Linked DNA regions of Mus musculus: region 1 is linked to region 2. The links are chromatin loops, found by intact Hi-C in ENCODE. Cell type or tissue: left cerebral cortex. All regions are shown on one strand. Each heading gives the region's core, and the rest is flanking DNA. Links, peaks and the distances in the headings are about the cores only.

The links. Peaks named below come from ENCODE experiments on the same cell type or tissue, not always from the same donor. Only the 100,000 strongest peaks of a DNase experiment are listed, where the experiment ranks them.
Region 1: it touches region 2 in a loop (3-fold over the local background); 2 of 42 quality-filtered maps call a loop at or near these places.

Annotation. Positions count from the first base shown.
Region 1 is chr8:121,557,642-121,565,641 of GRCm38, forward strand. It overlaps Fbxo31 (F-box protein 31), which reads right to left. Exons shown (of 9, transcript NM_133765.4): 3 at 2,745-2,821; 4 at 2,282-2,449; 5 at 1,379-1,453. Among named protein-coding and RNA genes, the nearest start is that of Fbxo31, 17 kb to the right of the region's middle. In left cerebral cortex, for the core only: a CTCF peak has its summit at 1,118 (motif pointing right); DNase peaks (open chromatin) are centred at 4,204, 4,546 and 5,446.
Region 2 is chr8:120,670,771-120,686,583 of GRCm38, forward strand. It overlaps Cox4i1 (cytochrome c oxidase subunit 4I1), which reads left to right. Exons shown (of 5, transcript NM_009941.3): 3 at 1,955-2,122; 4 at 2,451-2,582; 5 at 3,201-3,439. The coding sequence ends at 3,337. It overlaps Gm39265 (a long non-coding RNA gene), which reads right to left. Exons shown (of 3, transcript XR_879259.2): 3 at 14,419-15,333. Among named protein-coding and RNA genes, the nearest start is that of Cox4i1, 10 kb to the left of the region's middle. In left cerebral cortex, for the core only: CTCF peaks have their summits at 5,147, 7,840 (motif pointing right) and 9,829 (motif pointing right); DNase peaks (open chromatin) are centred at 5,018, 7,861, 9,834, 10,593 and 1 more place.

The DNA.
Region 1 (8,000 bases), core at 1-8,000, 880 kb after region 2:
CTCTGTAGACCAGGCTGGCCTCAAACTCAGAAATCCACCTGCCTCTGCCTCCCAAGTGCTGGGATTAAATGTGTGCGCCACCACGCCCGGCGATCATGTTTTTAATTTTAAAAGGAACACAATTTATTTCTAAGCCTCAAATAGGTGACAGACGAAATAAAACCACCTGAGTGGGAGAAAGGAAGGCTTCAGTGTCACACTGAGCTGACTGGCGCTAACGTCACGCAGAGGCTGGCCTCTGGGGTCATTAGGAAGCCTCCAGCACACAGCTCGGGGTCAAGAAGAGTCATCACCAGGGCGAGTCCCAGCTACACACACAAGGACAGCATCAAGGCCTGGCAACCAGCTCAGGAGTGGTGATCATGCCTGGCACTGGACAATCACCATCTTATGCTCCCAACAGCCCCGGAGACAGCCAGCGGGGATGACAGGGCTGTACTTCCTGTCTCCCCGCCTCACTCTTCACCAGACACCCAGCTCCTCGTAAAGTACAGGCGCCTCACTCCAGCCAGGAGCACGCTGCATTTGTAATCAGGAAAAGACCCTCCCTTCAAAGCCATCGAGCCAGGTAGAACCCCAGAGCCCATCCCATCAGGCATCTCCAGAGACTGAGCTCATGACCTCTGTCTAAGGTCTTAACAGACAAGAGCACACTGGGAAAAAAAAAAAATGAGAATTCCAATAGTCTCACAAGCATCAAGCGGCGACTGTAGGAGAACAGAGTTAAATGGCATTGTAAGAACAGGGACTTCCCCCAAGGGCAAGCGCTGCTCACCAGAACACCCATGTGGGTCTCCACAGACCCTGGGAACTGAGAACGTGGCTAAGGTCTAGCCATCATAAACGGCTCCAACAGACACCCACACTCAACGATGCCACGTTCCTCTTAATGGTGGTGTGGCTTAGACGCTCACAAATCAAACCTCAAAAGCAATATAAACTCACTCGGGCAAATGGCCGGAGGCCCAGCACATGGGCATCCACTGTGCTGCCATGCCCTAGACACTCAGGCCACCAGGCTCCTGAGTGAAGACAGCCGCTCTGAACTGCCCTCAGAGCCCCCTGACTGCCCGTGGAGCAGCGGCTTCCGGAAGTGTGAGTGGGCAAAGCCGCCAGCAGAGGGTGCGGGAAAGCACAGCGAACACTCTCAGCCTGGTCGCGGAGACTGGAGACCGTAACCTGTGGATGTTTCTGTAAGGCGGACCTCGGCACACTGCACAGTCAGGGCTGGGGGACAGAGTGCCACCATTCCAAACGATGGGCCCTCACATGCTCTACCTAACCCAACAGGAGGAGGCCAGGCCAGCGCCCACGAGAAAAAGACAACCGGCCACGCAAACGTCTCTCCGCAGCCTCCCTCCCAGGCTTCAGGACTCACCTCCTGCCTCCCACCGGACATCCTGTGGTGATCTGTCTGGTTACACTTGGTGGAGAACTCGTCCCTCTTCACAATCTTCCGCGTGACCGTGGAGGGAAAAGGACGAGGAGGGTGGATGAGTCCCAGTGTCCGCCAACTACGCTCCCCACCAAACCCACTGAGATCCAAACGTGTCCAGTGTGGTGGTGCAGGCTGCAACCAGCTACCTGGGAGGCTGAGGCAGGAGACCCCAGTTCTGCCTGAGTAAGAGGGTGAACCCCAGGCCAGGCTGGGCAACCTAGTGAACTGTCTCTAGGAGGGCTAGGGTACATAACTTGGCCTCATCGGGGATACCTCCGGCATGCTTGTGGCAGAACTGTGAGGACCTGGGTAGCAGTGTGGGGCACAGGCTTGTGATCTCAGAGCTGGGGAAGTAGAGGGGGGGGGGGGGCAGGGGGGATCTCTAGGGCTCAGCAGCCAGCACAGCATGACTGGCTGGCCCCAGGTCACAGCAAGAGACACTGACCAGAACACAAGAGGGATGGCTCACAGGTAACAGCAAAGAACACTTGAAGCCACTCCCACCTCCACAAAGATGCACACACAAGCCCAGGTGAGTGCATGTCCACAGACATCCTCACACAGGTGGCATGCATACATGCCCACCCAAATAAGTTTTTTAAAGGGCAATATTCCAGTGGGCTCTGGCAACCCCCATCTTCACATAGCCTCACACAGTGTCCCCCACTCTACTGAGCTGGACCACCCACAACCTGCAGCCACCGGGTCATGGTAGAACTGTGAAAGGCTGTGGCTGAAGGTGCGCCCAGCAGGATGGCGCTGGGGCTGTGACAGCCAAAGGAAGACAGACAGCCCTTCACCTCACATGCATGTCGCGTCACAGAGGACCCAGCTCTCCTCTACCTGGATGTGGCCGTTGTGGGGCCCTTTGTGGCCGTACATACACTCCACTGTAGCCGACTTCCTCTCCATCAGATGGATTCTAAACAGTGGCTTGAACCGCATGGGGTCTCCCACGTGGGGGTCATGAGGTGGCAGGTACATCCAGCCAATGATGAACAGTCCGTCCACCTGCAGCAGACACAGTGGTCACGCCAGGCAGGGTGCTGTCTCTCAGCCACAAGTTCACACCCAAACCTGTGTCCTCAGGCACGAGCCTGCAGCTTCTGCATCCAGGAGCTGAGGGCCCTGTGGCCCTCAAACAGTCCAGGGGCACACACAGAAGACCAGAAGACTGCTTACAATAAATCTCTGTTCACTCCGAAAGTAACATCTGGCCCTGAAAGGAAACCCCTGGGGCGGCTTCGCTGCCCATCTTCAGTGTGGCCACTTCCTGCACAAGACCCACCACGGGACTCCCACTCACCACGACGTTCAGCAATCCTCCGTACGGCCCGATATCTGGCTGCCACAGCCCCAAAATGTGTCTGTATCGGTGAAGCACTGTTGGGACAGGAGAGACACAATTACCCAGCATGCTCCTGGGGCAGAGGAAACACCTCCACCAGGAGCCACTAGAGGTGACAGTCCAGCCTGTGCCTGTCACCATGGCCACTTCTGTTCACAGGGTGACAGATGGGTGAATCAGGATGATCCTGAAGGCCATGGAGTCACAGATGGCTACTGAGCACAGCTCACATTCAGGGTAACCAGACAGGACCACAAAGGGACAGGGACCAGAGGCCTTGGCCTGGGATTCAGGGAGAGGGACAACCCAGCCTTTGGACACTGTTGAAGAACTGCCACCACCACCCCCAGGTCCAGCCCAAGACCATCACAGGGGTTCTAAAGACAAGGCATGGGTCACCGGCTCAGGCATAGGCTCTCGGCCTTTTAGCTACAGTGAAGCCGCTGTGACTTGATGCTTACCTCTGAGCCACTGCACTGACAAGCAGGACTCCCAGGGAAGGGCCAGGTGCCGGGCACACTAATGTGGACATCTTACTCTGAATGCACCAACCACCAGCCACACCCTCAGCAGCTACAGTAAGTGTGATGCCACCAGCCGTTTCCAAAGAACTACAAGGACGCACAGGCTGCAGGCACACCAACCCCAGGGACCACAGCTTCCTATGGTGGCCTCGTCACCTCTGAACTCATAAGCACAGACAGCATGCAGCACATGAACCTGGAGTACAGAGTAATGGGGGCACGCGTCTAGGAGTGGCCACTGTGTCATCCTGCAGCGTAAGGAGGAGAGAGCCCACTAGAGAGATGGCTCAACGGTTAAGAGCACTAACTGCTCTTCCGAAGGTCCTGAGTTCAAATCCCAGCAACCACATGGTGGCTCACAACCATCCATAATGAGATCTGACACCTTCATCTGGTGTGTCTAAAAACAGCTACAGTGTACTGACATATAATAAAATAAATCCTTAAAAAAAAAATTAAGCCGGGCATGGGGGCTCACGCCTTTAATCCCAGCACTCGGGAGGCAGAAGCAGGCGGGTTTCTGAGTTCGAGGCCAGCCTGGTCTACAAAGTGAGTTCCAGGACAGCCAGGGCTACACAGAGAAACCCTGTCTCAAAAAACCAAAAAAATAAAAAATAAAAATAAAATAAAAAAGGAGGTGAGAGTGTAAGAGGGAGTATGAAAAAGGTAATGTTCTGCCATCGCTTACAATTGAAAAATAATATATATTAAAAAGAAAAAAAAAAGCTGGTGAAATGACCCATTTCAGAATCACTGGAGAAAAAACAACTGCCTTCACAAACATTAGTGACCGTGTGCTGCAGGAACTGGGACGACAACTCCATCTGGCTGGGCCAACGTTGAGTTACACACAAACCCTGGGAAGAAGCCAGCCTCCTCCCTTCCGCTCACACCAGCCAGAGAGCTGGACATCCCGAGAAGAAACCAGCCGCTGCTCCCAGCACTTAGTCTACAAATGCCTACAAAGCCCACTGAACCAACCTGCCTCCCAGGGCGAGTCCTGTGCTATCTGGAGTGACAGCCCAGACTCACCCAGGACAAAGCCAGAGAAGCAATATTCTGAAACACAGCAAAACCTCAAACATGGCTGCCACCCATGATGGAAAAGAACTGAGTTTATGTCTTCAGGTCCCTCTGCAGACCGTCTGAGCCTGGGAGTGGCCCACACTTCCCTCTAGTCCAAAAGAAAGATGCGACTAACCGTCCTGTCTCATCCTAGTCACTGGGTCACAGCCAGCAGTCCCCGGTGCATGGTAAGAATCAGGAGATGAGATCACCCTATGCATCTGCTGTTAGACTTTCCAAGGCGCTCCCCGCCACTCTGGAGGAGTCAGTGTTAGCGGCTCCTTGGGGAGGGTCGGGGCTGGAGCTCCGTAGGGGGCTTCCCACCACACTCCAGTGTGCGGCCCAGGCATCTCAGGGGCCATCACATCCTGTTACCAAGTCCCTCCTTGTCCTTGGTCCTGCACCTGCCTCTGACCTCAGGAGCACCCACGGTCACTCTAAGTGACAGACAGACAACAGCTCCATCCAAAGACAGGAGTCCCTGAATACTCTAATACACTGGCAGTGCACAGATCTGTGGCACCTTGAGTCGGCTTGGGACAGTCCTGCCCTCAGGACATGTCTCAAGGTTCTTCTCAGCCCATCCAGCCCAGGAGCCTGGGGTCCAAGGGCCTTCATCTTCATGCACAAGTCCCCCCTCAGGCAGCAGCCCAGGTAGGGCCTGCTCCCAAAGCCTTCCTGTGGCAAGGTGTCACAGCAGGCTGGTGAGAGAGCCCGCTGAGAGCCCAGCTGGCGCTACGTGCCTGGAAGCCAAAGGTGAAAGGGCAAGAGGTCAGGTGCTGGGCCTCGTTTTCTTCTTCTCTGGCACACCAGGGGCTCACTACCAGGGATGCCCCTACCAAGTGCTGTGTGACTCAAATGTACTTGAACCTTGGCTGGACAGCCACCGCCACCCTGCCACTGACAAGCCGCAGGGCCACCAAACAGGAGGCTGAAGTCCAGGCACTCAGCAGCACCACCCAGAAATGAGGAGGACTCCACACTCTTCACAGACCGCCGGGAGGGCTGAGCATCCAGGCAGTTCCAGAAATATCTCATGTGGCCCTACATGGGGCCAGCTGTCCTCAAGGCTTCCCAGAACCACGCCCCTCCTCCCCACCTCCCTTGAACCCGGTGGGGCTGGCAGGACTTGCGGCTCTCTCTCTGCTCAGCAGAGAGGGCTACTGGGCCCAGGACACAGTGTTCTAGAAACCCCGTCCAACACCGTGTGGGAAGTGTCTGCAATCTGCACACCGCCAGCCCTCCCAGGTCCCGTGCCCTGCCATGTCCAAGTCTTCCCATACCCTGGCCATGACCTTGGCAGTCAGTCCACCTCTGTGCCAGCCAATGTAAGCAAAGGTGTGTGTTAGCAGCTATTCAAAGTGCCAACACAGCCCAGGAGCACACCAGACAAAGGCAGCATGTCACAAAGCCGGGACTGTCCCCTCGGGGAGCCAGAACCTGGTGTCCAGACCTTGGTGGCACTCTGGGAAATAAGTCACAAGCTTGTCGTTGCTTTTGTTAGACAGGAAAAGGTCATTCACAGCCTGTTTGTTTGGGTGGGGGGTGGTTGTTGGAAATAGAACTCGCCTCCTGCTTACTATACGGCCAAAGCCGGCTTTGAACCCAATTCTCCTGCCTCCACCAAGAGCAGGAACGGCAGGCAAGACCTCTCCAGCTCTGGTCTTTCTTGACAGCTGAAATCCTCTCCCCAATCCTCACAGCATCAAAAAAAAAAAAAAGTCTCCTGCGCCCAGTCAGAGAGGGAAAGCCGGTGGCTTTTTTTATTTTTATTTTTTAAATCTTATTTATTTGTATGTGTGTACACATGTGCCACAAGGAACCTGGAGGCCAGACAACTGGATGGAGTCAGTTCAGGTAACCAGGCAACAGGGCAAGCATGTTTATCCACCCCTTGTCTGACATGGGGGGAGGGGAGGGGAGGGGAGGGGAGGACCGGGACAGTACACAGGAATGTCCTGTGCACTCACACAAGTAACTAATAAACGCAGATGTTGGTTTACATTTCTTCTGGGGCCTTTTTGGGGAGGAGGGGAGTCTTGTTTTGTTTTTGACGGTAGTCCCATTCTATACCTCACGCTGTCCCAGAACTCACAGCAATCCTCCTGCCTCAGCCTCTTGAGTGCTAGGCTGACAGGCACGTGGCGCTGAGCCCAGTTCTGTGTTATTTTAGAATGGAGGAGCTTTAGAGGCCTTTATTCTCTGCTCTACCTGACTTTTTCTGCAATTGCATTAAAAAAATATTAGTGAGCTGTTCTTGCCTAAACCAACAACTGTGTTGTGGAGAACGTCTTTTTGTATTGTATGGCTGCAGCACCTGTCATATTTTGAGTCTGAGTCTTATTTCTGGGAGCACGGGGCTGGGAGGCAGAACCTGACCTAACTTCTACAGGGCTGCCCAAGACCCTAGAAGCTACTGTGGAAACTCAGTCCATACACAGAGAGCCTAGGCTACCACTCAGCGCGACCCACCACAGCTGCAGCAGAGGAAAGGAGAAAAAGCCGGGACAGCATCTCCCAGGGTGGGAAGCGAGTCTGCCCGCCCACCCACCCGCCTGCTATCGCCCATGCAGCAGCAGCAGCAGCAGCAGCAGCCACAGCGCAGGGCGTGAGGTACGTACGGCAGGTGTACACATCTCTGTACTCCATGTGCTCATAATCGGGGAGAATTTTCATGAAGCGTCCTGACTTCACTCGAGGATTTATACCTGAACGGACACAGCAGGAAAGGCTGAGGGTCCCCTCACAGGTGAGCGGCTGCCATGTGATGTGACCTGACATCCTCTTCCTCCTGCTACTCCTACTTCTGGGGGGTCAGACAGTGCCAGACTGGCCAGGTCAGCTGCACTATGGGGCATGTCTCCACGTTTATTGCGACTCGCTGCAGCCATAAACTCTGGTGGCCCCTGGGATCCAGGAGTGGGAGAGCAGTATGGCTGACAGGTCCGTAAAGTCGTGGAGGGTTCTGTCCCTACAGAGGCACGGCTTCACACTCTCCTGTCCTCACGATGTGTGTTCTAAGACATCACATCTCTCACTGCTGAATCCAGACTGGCTGGAGCGGCCACCTGTTCAGGGGCTCAGGCTGACTCCCCTCAGCCATCAGGCCCAGCTTAGGAGTGTTTGCAGACTTTCAGAACCTCAGCTCCCATACTCAGTGTGCAGTACGCTCTGGCTGATGCAAAGCAAACACCCAGGTGCTAAGAGGCAGGCAGAGGCTGGCCCTGCAGCTGCAGCACATTCACAGAGCCAGACAGCAGAACGCCGCTGTCCTTGCCTGCCTGTCTGCCTCCACCACACGACAACGTCTCCAGACCCTGTACCTGGGAGGGTTCTCCCTCAGGACAGAGGAGCACAGCTCTGAGGAACGCCATCCCTGTGTGCTCCATGGGCTGTCACGAGACACTGACACCTGGCCAGCGTCCACAGCTGCGTCCCTGTGAGGATGAGGCTGCGGCACTCATCACTCCTGGGGGGCAAGCTGTGCTGCTAGCTTGTAATGAGGGTCAGGCAGCCCCGCAGCCACCCGACTGCAGTGTGGGACATATGAGCCCCATGGATTCTGAAGAGAGGCTAACGGGGGGCAGGGATGCTGAGCTTAGAGGGAGAGGCTCTGGGGAGTGAA
Region 2 (15,813 bases), core at 4,537-12,536:
TAACATCTGACAACCCGGGCAGCGCTTGCCTGGGGTGGGAACAGAAGTGATCTTGTGATTGCAGTCTTTGCTTTTCCCCCTTTTATTATTATTCTGTAAATTTTCCCCAAAGGTTGAGGTTTACTAAGGGCAAGAAGGGTGACTGAGGCCTGGCATATGCCTGGGTAGGTAGGGAAGGTTTCTGCAACCCGGTCTACTTGGAAGTAACCCTGCCAGCTCCCCTTACCCACAGCCCTTAGGCCCAGGAGCAGGGATGGTTGCTTGGGACTTGTCTTCATGTGCAACGTGGCCCTCAGCAGTCGGCGTCTTTCTACGTATCTCATGCTTCAGGTGGGGACGATGCCAGTTCTTGCCTAATGAGGCCACTCATTCAGGTGAGGTCACCTCCCTGCACATTTGAGTGTGGTCCTGCACAGGTGGCCACAGCTACGAGGAAGCCGGCTGTGGGCTCTGCACCTCTGACCCTGACCTTTTAAAAGAGGAGGGTTTAGCCTTTGTTTTCCTCTGACCCATGGAAGAGGCACAAAAGCTCTCAAGTGCGCCTAGAAAACAACTTACCCACTCTTGATCTAGAATGTAGTGCTTTATGGCTGCAATGCTCTGAGACCATGAGAGTTTATGGCAGTCTGATAGCTGAGCTGTAATTCACACGATACATTGGGTCACTCAAGTCACTTCTCGTTATTTCAGTGTAGTTGCTGGTATGTGCCATTATCATAGTTGATTGATTCTAGAACATTCTCACCCTAATTTACATCTATCTCAATAGCCTGCAGTCCTTTAGCCTAGAGGCATAGGGTTGAGGGCGCGTGCGTGCGTGTGTGTGTGTGTGTGTGTGTGTGTGTGTGTGTGTGTGTGTGTGTGTGTGTTGGTAGGAAAGTTCAGTAGCTGCCGTTCTTTTTCTGATCATTGTCTCCTAGTTTTAGGACAGTGTTTTTGTGATTGTTCAGTCAGGTCTCAAGCTTGAGCTCCTCCTGCTTCCGCCTGCCGGGTGCTTGGGTTCAGCGTGTGCTGTCAGGGCCAACTTTATGGGATGCTGAGGGTTAAGGTGGGAGAGTAATCCCGGCGGGTCTGTTGGGGTGGGGTTGAGCAGAAGAATGGAGACTCACTGGTTTTTTGTGCACCAAAGTAAATACACAGAAGGACCACACGCAGCACTGCTCAAGGCTTTGTCTATTGTGTACCAACATGACCTGGGGAAAGCATTCTGCAAAGCTTTGTCCTGCAGACAGCCGGGTCAAGTTAGAGCTTTAGCAACAGGAAGCCCTGGGGGCACCATCCAGCTTGGGTTCTTGTGGCCTGAGCTTTTGTCCTGGTGAGGCCACGCTCACTGTGATGGTTCCATGGAGCAGCTGGAGCCTCCCCTCAGGCTGGCACTCTCCACTGCTCACTTTGGGCTGACTGGACTGTTTTGAGTGTTTTAAGTGGGAAACATGGGAAGGAAGACAGAACTAACCTGCCGTGAGTCTGCTTGTTGAGCACAGCAGTCTTCCCTCAGAGTCTCGAGGGCCACCCTCTGCTTCCTGACACACGTGCATTCCTCCAGTGGGACCCAAGCCTCCTGTACTGCTCAGTTCTCACTTAGAGTGTGAGCCCATGGGGGGGTACAGGTGCTTACTTGTTTCCTGACACTGCCATCCAGACATGTCCAGAGTTAGCCTCAGTGACCAGTAGGCACTTGGTAAGTCCTTGGCTGCCAGGGTCACGGTGACCACCAAGACTCTGCAACAGTCGCCTTTCCCTTTTTGAATTTTATGTTCTGAGTATGAGACCCTGCGGTTGGGTCTCCATTTAGTCCAGTTGCTTGTGTGACTAACAACCCTCAGCCCTGGTCCTGCCCCTGGTGACCGAGGGGCTGCTTAGGTCAGGCTTCCGTCTTAACCGTTGACCGTCACCGCCCTTCTGCCTAGACTGCCGTCCACACGGGGTTTCAGGCCTCTCCAATGTGTTGTAGGGAGTGTTGTGAAGAGTGAAGACTATGCTTTCCCCACTTACGCTGATCGGCGTGACTACCCCTTGCCTGATGTGGCCCATGTCACGATGCTGTCTGCCAGCCAGAAGGCGCTGAAGGAGAAGGAGAAGGCCGACTGGAGCAGCCTTTCCAGGGATGAGAAAGTTCAGTGTGGGTATCAGAGGGGGTGCACAAACACTCAGTAGTGTGTGGAGGCGATTGCACTGGGTCAGCTCTCCCAGCTGGGCTTCTAGATACCCATTCCATACTGCTGGCTTGGCCAAACGGGAGCCATGTGACCTCACAGTCATGTGACCTCGTGTCTGAGGGCTGTGCTCACAGCTCTTCATTTTCCCCTTCCATGTATGCTGGTGTGTGAGTGCAGGTGTGTGCACAGTTGTGTGTTCTAGCCTAGCCTGTGCAGTCCCTGGGATGGGTTTATTCAGGGAGGGGCTGAGCCCTCTGTAGGTATTCTTTACCTTGCATCTGTCTCATTCAGTGTACCGCATCCAGTTTAACGAGAGCTTCGCCGAGATGAACAGGGGCACCAATGAATGGAAGACAGTTGTGGGCATGGCCATGTTCTTCATTGGCTTCACTGCGCTCGTTCTGATTTGGGAGAAGAGCTATGGTAAGTACAGAGGGTGAGGTAGGCCCAGGACAGCTATAGCTCTTGGTGCTGTTGGGGTCTTATGTGGCCTCCAAGCCCACATAGATAGAGATGCTGTGATCATGGCAACAGTTATGAGCTGCAGCGTGCCTTTGTGGCCAGATGGTTTGCTTTGTATAGAATATCGTGTTCTGTAGCTTAATTAAGCCTCATGTCCACAGAGGACTGCATAGTGTGAGCTAGGAGACCCATTGGCTGCGTGGCTGGCTGTTCCCAAGCATCTGGAGTCTGGGATGTCGGCCTTTTCCATAGTGTTTGGACACTGTTGCGCTTGCCTGCTCTCTGACATGCATCCTCTCTGGGTCAGGTTGTGTTGCATTCCGAGCAGGCCCTCCCCTCCTGAGTGTGATTGCAGACTACTAACATGCCAGCCCTCTGAGTGGCACCCCTAGCTGTGTGCTGGGCCACCCTGCAGACTCTGCCACTGACAGCTTAATCCGTAGGATTTCCCTGCTGACCTTTCACAATCGAGGGAGGTTCTGAGATAGGAGTTACAGTGCCCTGGATTAAAGCCCGTGTGAGAGAGGGGTTGGGCAGGTGGCAGGGCAGCCTTCCTCACCAAGTTGTTCTGTTCCACAGTGTATGGCCCCATCCCTCATACTTTCGATCGTGACTGGGTGGCCATGCAGACCAAGCGAATGCTGGACATGAAGGCCAACCCCATTCAGGGCTTCTCCGCCAAGTGGGACTATGACAAGAATGAGTGGAAGAAGTGAGAGCCCGCTGCCTGCCGGCTCCCTGCCTCCCTCACTCCCTCGGCATGCTGGAAGCTGCCGTATCCAATGGTCCATGCTAATAAAAGACCAGTTTACGTGGTGTCTGTGTGGTTCATTCTTTGGCAGTCACTAGATGAAGGTACCTGTCTCCGGAGAGGCTAGGTTTCTCACAGTGGAAGTGAGGAGGGTTTAAGGTTTTTGCATCATTACTCTGTGTGATGTCAGGTGCGTGTGTAGGGAACAATGTGGGGCTTGGTGTTCGCCCTTCATTTTGCTGTGGTCAAGTTCAGGTCGCCAGGCTACGTGACAGAAGTTTCTGTCACTTAGAAGTTACTACCCACTGTGATGGGTAAATATATTCTGAGTAGGGGACTTGCGTTTTAACTTGTTGAGGAAGAGTGTATAAAAATGGAACCTGACACCATTGCATACACTAGCAAGATTTTGCTGAAAGGACCCAGTTATAGCTCTCTCTTGTGAGACTATGCCGGGGCCTAGCAAATACAGAAGTGGATGATCACAGTCAGCTATTGGATGGGTCACACGGCCCCTAATGGAGGAGCTAGAGAAATTACCCAAGGAGCTATAGGGAACTGCAACCCTATAGGTGGAACAACAATATGAACTAACCAGTACCTGGGAGCTCTTGTCTTTAGCTGCATATGTATCAAAAGATGGCCTAGTCGGCCATCACTGCAAAGAGAGGCCCATTGGACTTGCAAACTTTACATGCCCCAGTACAGGGGAACGCCAGGGCCAAAAAGGGGGAGTGGGTGGGTAGGGGATTGGGGGGGTGGGTATGGGGGACCTTTGGGATAGCATTGAAAATGTAAATGAGGAAAATACCTAATTAAAAAAAATGGAACCTGTTAGGCAGTGGTTACTTCCAGCATGGGGCTTGGGAGGCAGGGGCAAGGACAGGCAGATCTCTGAGTTCTGGGATAGCCAGGGCTGCACAGGGAAACCCTGTCTTGAAAAACAAACAAGCAAAAAAATTGAAACTAGACTGACTACTATGGTGGTCTGAGAGATTGTAGGTTATGACATTTTTACATGGTCTTAAAATCCTGTTAGGGTGGTGTCTTAGTCAGGGTTTCTATTCCTGCACAAACATCATGACCAAGAAGCAAGTTGGGGAAGAAAGGGTTTATTCTGCTTACAATTCCATACTGCTGTTCATCACCAAAGGAAGTCAGGACTGGAACAGGGAGCAGGAGCTGATGCAGAGGCCATGGAGGGATGTTCCTTACTGGCTTGCTTCCCCTGGCTTGCTCAACTTGCTTGCTTATAGAACCCAGGACTACCAGCCCAGAGATGGCACCACCCACAAGGGGCCCTCCCCCCATTGATCACTAATTGAGAAGATGCCCCACAGCTGGATCTCATGGAGGCATTTCCCCAACTGAAGCTCCTTTCTCTGTGATAACTCCAGCTGTGTCAAGTTGACACAAAACCAGCCAGTACAGGTGGCCTGACATAATCCTGTGTGGTAGCCTACAGAAATTGCCGGGAGTTACTTTAGTTCTTGAAATTGTCACCACTGAATAGAGGTAACTTTGGGGCTGTGCAGAGCAGGCCAGGCTCTAACAGCTGGCCAGGCATGGTGACACTGTCTCCACACCAGCACTTAGAAGGCAGAAGCAAAGCCAGAGTGATGACAGTAAGTTTGGGGACAGTCCGGCTGACAGAGTGTTCTAGGCCAACCAGGGCTACGTAGACCCTGACAACCAAATTGCAGTGAGAAAGCTGGGATGTGGCCGGTAAAGGGATGACTGCCCAGCATGCCTCATGTTCCAACTTCTGCCACAAGCTGGCAGCAGCAGAGCTGCAGCCTGCAGAGCAGTGGCTCTGTGAGTGCCGGCCTGGCCCCTGATGAGGACTTGGAAGATTCAGCCTACTACCTTGTCCCATGTAAGCACCAGAGACCCTGTCTGGAAGGGAAGAGATCCTTGAGCTTGGACGGTGCTCATGCAAGAGGGGGGCCTAGCGAAGCGTAGCTGTGACACGGTGGTCCAAGAAGTCAAGCAGGGCCTGGGCTCTCTGCATGGCTACAGCAAGCCGAGCAGGAGCCATGGTCCCGCTGTGGTTTCTCCATAATCTAGAAAAATCTGTTTTTATTTGTTTTTTTTGAGATTTTCATATTCAACATGGTTTTAATTGGGGTTCAGCAATCCTAGCCTGTGATGAGTCATTCTCGTTGACACAGGGTTTGAGTTGACATCCACTTTTCTTTTTCTTTTTTCTCCTGGGAGCGTATTAATGTCCTTAGTTGTTGGGACAAACATATAATCGTTCTTTTTTTTTGTTTTGTTTTGTTTGCTACAGGGTTTCTCTATGTAGTCCTGGTTGTCCTGGAACTAGCTCTGTACACCAGGCTGGCCTTGAACTCACAGAGCTCTCCCCTGCCTCCACCTTTCTGGTGTCAAAGGCATGTGCCACCATGCCTGGCTTCCAGGTTTTTACTGGGAGCCTTATTGTAGGATTAGTGGTTTGTGGAGGAGACCGGTCATGGGTTTTCATTGAAACTTGTATACTTTTTTTTTTTTTTTTTTTTATTTATTATATGTAAGTACACTGTAGCTGTCTTCAGACGGGCGTCAGGTCATATTACAGATGGTTGTGAGCCACCATGTGGTTGCTGGGATTTGAACTTCGGACCTTCGGAAGAGCAGTCGGGTGCTCTTACCCACTGAGCCATTTCACCAGCCCCGAAACTTGTATACTTGATACTAGTTTTTTGGTTCCATTCTCTCTCTCTCTCTCTTTTGTTGTTGTTGTTACATAAATTCAGGTCACAGTGATGGCTGTTGTTTTCAATGGAGGACTTAAGTCAGAGGGTTGAAGTGTCACGTCTCTCAGGAACTCAGGTCCCCCCCCCCCCCCCCGAGTCAGCTCGGACCTTCTGCCTGGGAGCACAGCTCCGTCGTGAAGATTTCTCACATCCTTCCCTAGGTTTGCAGCTCCTGTCAGAGCCACTGAAAGACATGGAACTTCCCTTTGCTGTGGACCTAAATCAGAGCCAAACCATCCTGCAGAATGCTAGGAAATGTCCTTTTTTTTTTCCAAGATAGTTTATGCTTCCCTGGGACTCATGACAACCCTCTGATATTAGCACCCCAAGTGTTAGCATCCCGGCATGCACCACCACGCCCAGCTCTACTGCACTGTTTTTATGGCAGCATGTCTAGTCCGCATGCGCAGAATGCTGTTTCTCCGTCGGCCAGTGGTGGGCCTTTGGCTGTGCACCTGCCGCTTCTCTGCTCATTCCTGTGCACCCAGGTGCGGCACCTTTCTTTCTGGTCACCTTGTTTCTGGTCACCTTGCACTTTTATATTCTTTGCTTTCCGACTGGGCACCACTTACATTGCCGCCGCTGGCATCTGAGAAGCGGCCACTGCTGAGCACTGGCAGGGGTCGCACTCCATTAGGCCTGGGCTGGTGGGAAGTCACCTTGGACCTCCTCTGAAGCTTCCCCAGGACTGGGGTGGAGGAGTCTTGGGGCCCACACCATGGCATAAAGTCTTCTCCAAAGGGAAGGGTCTCAACAAGCGCAAATGTCCCTACCCCTTCTGGAGCAGTACAGGGCTTGAACCTGGGGCCTCTCATACACGCGCAGGCAAGCATTGGGTTACTGAGCTCCATCTCCAGGCTTTGTGCTTGTTCTTTAAAGAAGAGTGATTTCAGAGCTGGGGAAATGAATCCGTGGTTAGCAACATGTTCTGCTTTTCCAGAGGACCTGAGTCTGGTCCCCAGCACCCACGTCAGATGGCTCCAAATTGCCTGTGTAACTCTAGCTCCAGGGGACCTGATGCTCTCTTCTGGGCTCTGCCGGCACTTGCGCTGCCAGAATCATGCCCCCCATAAACACAGCATTAAAAAGAAATCTTGTGTTTTTGGTTTGTGTTTCCTGAGACAAGGGTTTCTCAGGTGTCATTTTTGTAGACCAGGTTGGCCTTGAACTCATAGAGATCCACCTGCCTCTACCTCCTGAGTTTTGGGATCAAAGGCATGTGCCACCACATCCAACCCTAAACCATCTTTAGCAGTGTAGTGGTTCCTGCTTTTAATCCCAGTACCCAAGAGAGCCAGGTTTTTGAGGGCAGCCTGGTTTACATAGTTTCAGGACTACATCCAGAGAGATCCTGTTACATCGAGAGCATTATTCGTTTAGTATGTACTTTGTATATGTGGGTGGGTACGTGGGTGCTATGTTGAGTGTGCAGCGGTCAGAAGGCAACCTGTGGGTATCAGTTCTCTACTACACAGGGGGTCCAACTCAGGCCGTTCAGGCTCTGCAATGGGAGACTTTCCTGAGGAACCACCTCGCCGGTCCATGCTTACGTCCTTTGTCATTCCCGAGACACACAGCTCTGGCCAAGAAAAGGGCCTAAAGATACCTTTTCAAAGGGTTGTCTTCTGCTCCCGGGCCTCTTCACTGGCCCCTGTCTCCTGAGTTTGGCACCCACCACAGCTGTTTCCATGCACTGTATTCTCAGCTCTGGACAGCAGGGGGCGCTCGGAGATCTAAGCAAACCGTGTAGAGTTGGAGCATCCGAAATCTGAGCCAAGACTGACTGATGTGGGAGTCAACTCAGACTCAACGACGTGGGAGCCTCCCATGTTGGTCTTGTTGGAGCACCTGGGACACTGCCTGGGACATAGGTACTTCATAAGTGCTTAGTAAGGGAAAACATCCAAACCCTATGGGTGGGCCCACCTCGAGGGGGCTTCTAAAATTACTTCATCTTTTTGTTCTTTTGCTTCCCTTCCCCTATGAAGTCAGCACTGAAATCAGCCAGACCTAAATACCTCAGGGTCTCCCTCAGCTGCCCGCTGAGCTAGTGCAGGCTGTGGGCAGCATCTTGCTTTGGGAGGGATATTCTGGGTTCCACTCCTTTCGGAAAACACCTGTGCCAGGTTGATCTAGGCATGGACGAGGTGAGACTTGGGGATGAGCATAGAAAGCAGGTATTCTCATCCTTGAGGAAACTGTTCCTTTAAGAATCCGATGGTTGGGCTGCAGAGATGGCTCAGCGGTTAAGAACACTGACTGCTCTTCCAGAGGTACTGAGTTCAATTCCCAGCAACCACATGGTGGCTCACAACCATCTGTAATGGGATCTAATGCCCTCTTCTGGTGTGTCTGAAGAGAGTGACAGTGTATTCACATACATTAAAAAAAAAAAAAAAAGGGAAGAAAAGAAAAGAAAAATCATCCAATGATTGATAGTCGCTTGGTATGGTGGCAATCCACTGGTCGCTGGCTGCTTGCGCTTTCCAAAATGGAGGATTTTGAACAGAGGGTAAAAATCCAAGGCAGTGAGGTTTCCCTAAGCTTTCCCAGTTTTTGCAGTGAAGTTCCACAGTGTGGTCATTTAACCGTGAGTTTCGACCATCCTTGTGACAACTCAGCTCTGAGTGCTGCATGACGTTTGCTGACACCCATGGGGTCCCGAGGCAATACTGGTAGAATAGGCTCAGCAAACCTGTAACATGCTCACACAGGATGCCCGGCAGGCCCCTGAATTCCTGTGGTTCCTGGTGGAACAGTTTTCATGGTCACTAGAGCCTCCTTAGGAACGGGACACAGGACTCTCAGGACATCTGGAGTTTGCACTGCTGTCACGGTGCAGGTGGTAGTAGGACTACCTGGCAACCAGTGATAAGAGCTCAAAGGTGGATAGTCTGGTGCTGTGGACTGTCAGGTTTCCCCAGTGACCTGAGTCACTGCACACTCACTTCTAGGACTCCCCTGGGAAACTGGCCTCACATAGGTGTGGCCCCTCCATCCCTGAGGTGCTGAACAGGGTCCAAGGGGGCAAACTGACATTAATAAGCCTGTTGGTTTTCCTGGAAATTAGGCAAGTTGGGGGTCACCACCCTACCTAATGGGGAGCCCCAGCCTTTGGACAGGCTGGAAGGGCAGGGGTGCAGAGTTTGTCACCACCTAGCAAGTAGCTGTAATCTAGTGTCTATGCATAGCCTATGATGGTTATATGACTAGCTCTACGCTATCCAGAGCCATCTAGGAGAAAGCCTCCGAGCACACCCATGAGGGATCGTCTTGACAGGGTTAACTGGGTGCGAAGCCTTATCTTAAAAGTGGGCGGCACCATTTCCTAGGCTGGGGCCCTGGACTGAGTTAAGGGAAGACAGTGAACTGAGTGCCGACACTCACCATTTGTTCCTGACCTCGGATGCTGCGTGGCCAACTGCCTCTTGCTCAAGGATGGCTTCCCTGCCGTGAATTATGAGCCCAAATCAACTCTTTCTTAAGCTTGCTTTTTTTTTTTTTTTTCCTCCGAGACAGGGTTTCTCTGTATAGCCCTGGCTGTCCTGGAACTCACTTTGTAGATCAGGCTGGCCTCGAACTCAGAAATCCACCTGCCTCTGCCTCCCAAGTGCTGGGATTAAAGGCATGTGCCATAATTTCTCAGTCACAGGAAAAAAATCACTGACATATGGGAAACTGGCGGTCACATCCCGAGTGAACAGCAGGGGGTGCAAGGACTCCGTGCTAGGCCTGGGTCTCCAGTGGCTCTCCTGCCCCCCTGTACCTCGCCTTCACAAACCCGCTATGCCAAGGTCTGAGCTATTTAATTTTTAAATTTCTTAGAAATTAAAAAAAATTAAATTTAGGGTGGTTTTAAAATTTAAAATGGTTTCAAGTTCTTCAAACTTAAAACCATTTAAAATTACATTTGTTTAATTGTGTTAGTGTATGTACACCACAGCACCTGTGCAGAGGTCCCAGATCAGTTTGTGAAAGTTGACCCTCTCCTAGCATGTGGGTCTCTGAGGACAAGCTGTGGTTCCCAGACCAGGCCTTACCTGCTGCGTGTTCTCCCTGGCCACATCTGTGAGTCCTCTGCTTGATCTGGACAATCCCTGGGAATTGTGTATCTTCCTTGATACTGCTGTAGTTTTTAAGGAGAAATAATTACTTCTACAGATGACCCAGAGCCACCCCAAGGAAGGGACATAGGCATCTCCATCTACAGGAACACTGACCTGTCCCCCACACGGGGAGGGGGGACTGCTGGCCTCCCTGCAGTCATTTCTTTAAGTGTGCTATAACTCTGCCCAAGAGAGGATGAGATGCTTACCCTCAGGCCACGGGCCAGCATTGCCAGGCCACGGGCCAGCATCACCAGGCCATGGGCCAGCATTGCCAGCCGCTTTAGACATTTCAGCTTACCTCTGACCACGTGCTGCCATCTGTCCCAGCTGTTTCCGCCTCTCTTTGCAGCAAGCTGCCCTGAGGAACGAGGAAATGGAAACTCAGGGAGGTTGGCCAGTGTGTGGATGGGTAACGTGGGGCTTGCGGTGAAGAGCGAGGCCTGGGTCAGAGGCTTTGCTTCTTGTCTTGATGTCCTTTGGCTCTGGACACAGAGTTGCTGAGGTGTGGTCTCACTTCAGGTCCACTTCAAAGGTGCTTGCACTGGGGCCAGCTGGTGTGGGGACTCCTCTGCTTTAACAACTCGAAGAACAAAGTAATACCTGGGTAATGTATTTTTGAGCACCTACTATGTGCAAGGCACTATGAACATAAAAGGATAGAATATGTGGGGTACAGCTCCCACTGAGGAACCCAAGCTCTAGAGGGGACTCTAAGTTTTATCCTCACCACCACCACAACCGCCACTGTCACTTCAAACACTATTGTTATCAATACCAACTGTCATCAGAATCATCACTGCCATTACCATCAGCACCGCCATAGCATGGCTTACGCCACCATAATCACCACTACCATGGTCACCATCTCTATCATTGTATTCACTCGAATTTTTCGAATCACCATCAATAACTGTTACCACGAATGTGGCTATAACCATCACTGCCTTCCCCCTGCACAAGCTAGCGCCTGGTCCTTCCATTTGTGTAAGATGTCCATGCATCCCCCTCCTCCTCCTCCTCCTCGTCCTCCTCTTCCTCCTCCTCCTCCTCCTCCTTTAATGTAGCTTAATGGGGCTGATAACTTGCCCCCTTTATTTTATTTTTAAAAGATTTTATTTATTTATTTTATGCATATGAGTACACTGTAGCTGTACAGGTGGTTGTGAGCCATCATGTGGTTGTTGGGAATTGAACTCAGGACCTCTAGAAGAGCAGTCAGTGCTCTTACCCGCTGAGCCATCTCTCCAGCCCCGCATGCTTCCTTCTATCCATGTTACCAATTATGCCACGTGCTTCTTACTCCGGGCATAGTGGGCAGGAAGCATAGTTCTGGTAGAAGTGGGTGGCTTCTATATGCTGGTTGTCAAGTAGACAAGAAAGTCCTGGTGGGAGCAATCCCTGATCTGCCATCTCTACAGCCTGGCTCTGATCATCCTTAAAGAGTAGCCTGAAGTTCACAGCATGGGCTCAGGTCAGACTGAAGCCTCACACGCATGAGCCGTGGAAGCTGGTTTAGTCAGAGATGGCTAGGAACTGGCTTCTCTGCTGGCCACCGAGACTAGCCACTGTTCTGGTGGCAGAGAGTGCCACCGTCTGGAGCTGACCACATGCAGTTAGAGGGTGTGGCCCCTGGGGATTTTAATGCTGGGTTTTGTGTGTGGAGACTTGTGGCTCCTGACAGCTTGACTCCCGGTGTCACTCCCGGGTTGCCATCCATGTGCTGACTGGGCTGGGCTGGAGGGCTGGGGAGCATGGCATGTGTTTTTTCCCCTTTAAAGGACCTTGAGGAGAGTTTGGAGGAGGACGTCTTTTCAGATTGGGGTCACCTAGGAAGTGGAGTCATGAGGCCCAGAGGACTTTCCCAGCCTTCATGGCCGGTACTTCCTCAAATGTCCCTGTGGCCTTTTCAGAAAACCCCAGGTTGGGAGGCTGGGGTATGAGGAGTGGAGTGAGGACTGTGGAGGAAGGAGTTCCATGTTGGGATGTTGGGGTTCTTGGCCTTGCACTCGTGTTGGGGTGCCTGGTTTACATCATCTGGTCAGAGCCAGGCTCAACGTGCTGGCTAGTTTCATGTCAGCTTGATACAAGCTAGAGCCATCTGGGAAGAGGGAATCTCAAGGGAGAAAATACTCCAGACCAGACCGACCTATAGGCAAGCCTGTGGGGTATTTTCTTAGTGACTGTTGTGGGAGGGAGGGCCCAGCCCATTGTGGGCAGTGCTGTTTCTGGGCAGGTGGTCCTGGGCGCTCTAACAGGCAGAGCAAGTCTGGAGGCAGCATCCTTCCATAGCCTTTGCACCGATGCGGCCTCCAATTCCCACCTTAAATTCCTGCCCTGATTGCCCCATGAACCTGGGACTCGAGAACTGAAATAAAGCCTTTCTTCCTTAGCTGCTTTTGGTTATGATGTTTTTTAGCGGTAGGAATCCTCAGGAAGACAGCAGAACTGATGTGTGTGTGTGTCTCCTTGGAGTTTTGTTTAGCAATGACCTGGGTTGGGGTGAGGGTTCAAAGTGAAGTTTCCTCCTCTCACACTCGTGTAGTCTGAGGTCCAGGTGGGTGGAGCAGGCTCGTCCAACTTCTGGTGTTTCATTTTAGTCTCTCCTATCTGCCTTGTGTCTGTCACATCTCCTCAACGATGCCTTATAAGGACAGCCGTCAATACAATCAAGGGCCATTTTCATCTGGAGTCGTCTCATTGGGATCCTGCTTGCACACAAGGTCACACCCACGGTGTTAGGAGCCCAGCCCTCAGTAGATGGCGCTGCTTCCCGAAGCTCACCTCTGCAGCAGGGGCGCAGCTGGCCTTGCCCGGGACTGGGACTGGTCACAATCTCAGCACCTGTGCACGAGCCCCTCCCCCCCCTTTTTATTTAAAGACAAGTTCTCATTTATAGCACTGGCTTCATGGTACTTGCTGTGGGACTCAGGCTGGCCTCAAACTCATAGCAATTCTCCTGCCTCATCTCCCAGGCGCTGGAGTTAGAGATGTGTGGCACCACATCTTGAATGTGCCTTGGGAGTTTGTCTTCCTGGACACAGGAGGCACATTTTGTCCCACTTTGTTCCCAAACCCATTTCTCAGAGCACCGCTGGGCCTTCTTGTGGCCAGCCATGCACCCCTTGCTCACTGCTGGTGTGCAGGTGACTCGTTATCTCTGGCCTAAGCCCACTGGCCATCCCTATTCACACAGACTCCACATGGCCACTCCAGCTCCCAGGACTTCTGCTAGAGGCTGGGCGACGGTTCCAGCTGCAGGCAGAGCAAGGAGGGTGTGTCTGGGCTTACTGCAGGGCAGAGGGCCCCATATTCAGAGTTAGACTGTGGCTTTTGCACTCCTGGACCTCACAGACCCCACCCTGCTGGCTGCCAGCTATCCCTGTGTCTTGTCACTGATAGCCAGCCAATTCATTTTCTCTTTTTCTCACTCAAGCGGGCTAAAGTTGGGTTTATTATTATTATTATTATTATTATTATTATTATTATTATTAAGACAGGGTCTCTTAGGACCCCTGCTGGCCTTGAGTGCAGTATTCAGTAGGGATGACCGTTAACCCCCAACTCTGCTTCCTCCACCTCCTCCTGAGAGCCCAGATCCCAGCTGTGTGACACCTGAGTTTTGTCTTTTGCATTTTCATTTATAACAGGAGACCAGGCTGGGCATATAGATTCCGGACTTTTGGGACCCTAAAAGCTGAGGATCCACCCCTCCTGAATACACACGGAACTTAAATCCTGGTGTGCAGCAGAGACCTATACCCAGTGGGTCTCTGCCTTAGGCCATTAGGCCTGGAGACTCTACGAATCTCAGGCTGAAACTCAGCTTTAAAACATTCAAAAGTTCCTGCATACCTGTGCAGGGGCTTCCCTGAGTTCACACTGGTCCTGTGCTCCCAGAGCACACAGGCGTGGGGCAGCTGTGCCCCACCTTCAGGGCCAGCCCCTCATGCTTATGAAGCCATGGTTGCTGCCAGGGTTGTGCTGGTAAAGAAGTGTGCTGGCCCCTGGCCACAAGCTCCCACCCCCCAACCTTCGCATACATAGTAATAGAAGCCAGGGCCTAGGCGCCTGGAGGCCAAGCTGTTTCTGCTGAGAGACAGCCCTCTCAGATGTTTATGGAATAAAGATCCTCGCAGACCCAGGGATCAAGACAGGAGGTATTTATTTCAGATGTCAGCAGCCTGGCTTTTCTTCTGGTGCTCGGAAAAACCTGGCAGGTTCCTTTCATGCAGGGTGTGTGTCAAGGTTCTTCTTGTAGAGGGGGAGGGACAGCCACTTGTGGGTTGGCCTAACAGGCCTGGCCCCTGGAAGCTGACTAGAAGGCCCTTGGGAGCCTGAGGCATGACCTACATATAAAGCACAACCACGCCCAGGGCCTTGAAGCAGGGCCTGGCTTTGCTGTTCCGTTGCCTGTGTGCAGTTGCCTGGGTTCTGAGGAAAGCTGCGGAGGAGGTCAGTGTCTTCACCTCTGGCTCACAGGGTACAGCACCCAGCTAATGTCCTTGTTTTCACTCAGAGCTAGAACGAGAGCCGACCAGGTCCTTTCCTTAAGACTCTAAGGCAGCGGGCTTCAACCTTCCTAACTCTGGTCCCTTTAGTACAGTTCCTCGTGTTATGGTGACCTCCCAACCATACAATGATTTTCATGGCTAACTTCATAACTGTAATTCTGCTAGTGTTATGAATCGTGATGTAAATGCCTGATTGGCAGAATATGTGCTATGCAACCCCTCTGAAAGGGTCAATCAACCGCCCCCCCCCAGGGGTGGCATCCTATAGGTTGAGAACCATTGCTCTAAGGAAATGCGTCACAAAGGCCAAGGCAGGGGCCTCTGAAACAACACAGCTCTGTGCTCAGCTTCGCCTCTACCCCGATCCCATAGGCTCCTCTTCTCTCCTTTCTCAGGCCCAGTAGGTGAGTGCTGGGTGACTCTTCACTGAAGCATCGGAGACTTCCCTTGCTTGAACCCTTGAAGGAAGGCGTCACTAGACTCTCCTGGGACCCTCTGAGGAGGAGACGAAACAGATACCTCTAGGCAGGGGCTGGTCTCTTGGACATGGAGCCTCTCCGTAGACAGATGTCACCACACTCCTTCCTTAAAATAAAAAGGCAAAAGAAAGGGCTTTCTTCATAGGCTGTTTAGCAACCCCGGGGAGGGAAAAGCAATCAGGGACATGGAAACGGGCCTGGGGTGTGTTGTGTGCTCGCCCGCAGAGCCCCGGGGCCCACACGCAGCAGGACTCAGCCTGGGAAAAGCAGAAGAGGAAAAGAGGAAAAACATGCTGGGTTGAGCAACCAGGAGCCCAGATTGGGGCTGAGGCAACCACAAGCCATGGACGCCGCAGCTGCCTGGCGTTGGCACAGAGGCTGAGCTGGCCATGGGGTGCAACCGAGCAGGAAACACCCCCCACGCCCCCAGAGCCAGGCCTTGGGTGCATGCGTGTGTGTGTGTGTGTGTGTGTGTGTGTGTATTGGGGGGGGGTAGTGTGTGTGTGGGTCGTGGTCCTGCTCCTGCTTGCTGTCAGGATGGGATTGTGGCCCACTTACACCTTCTGGAGAAGCCCAGTAATAATTT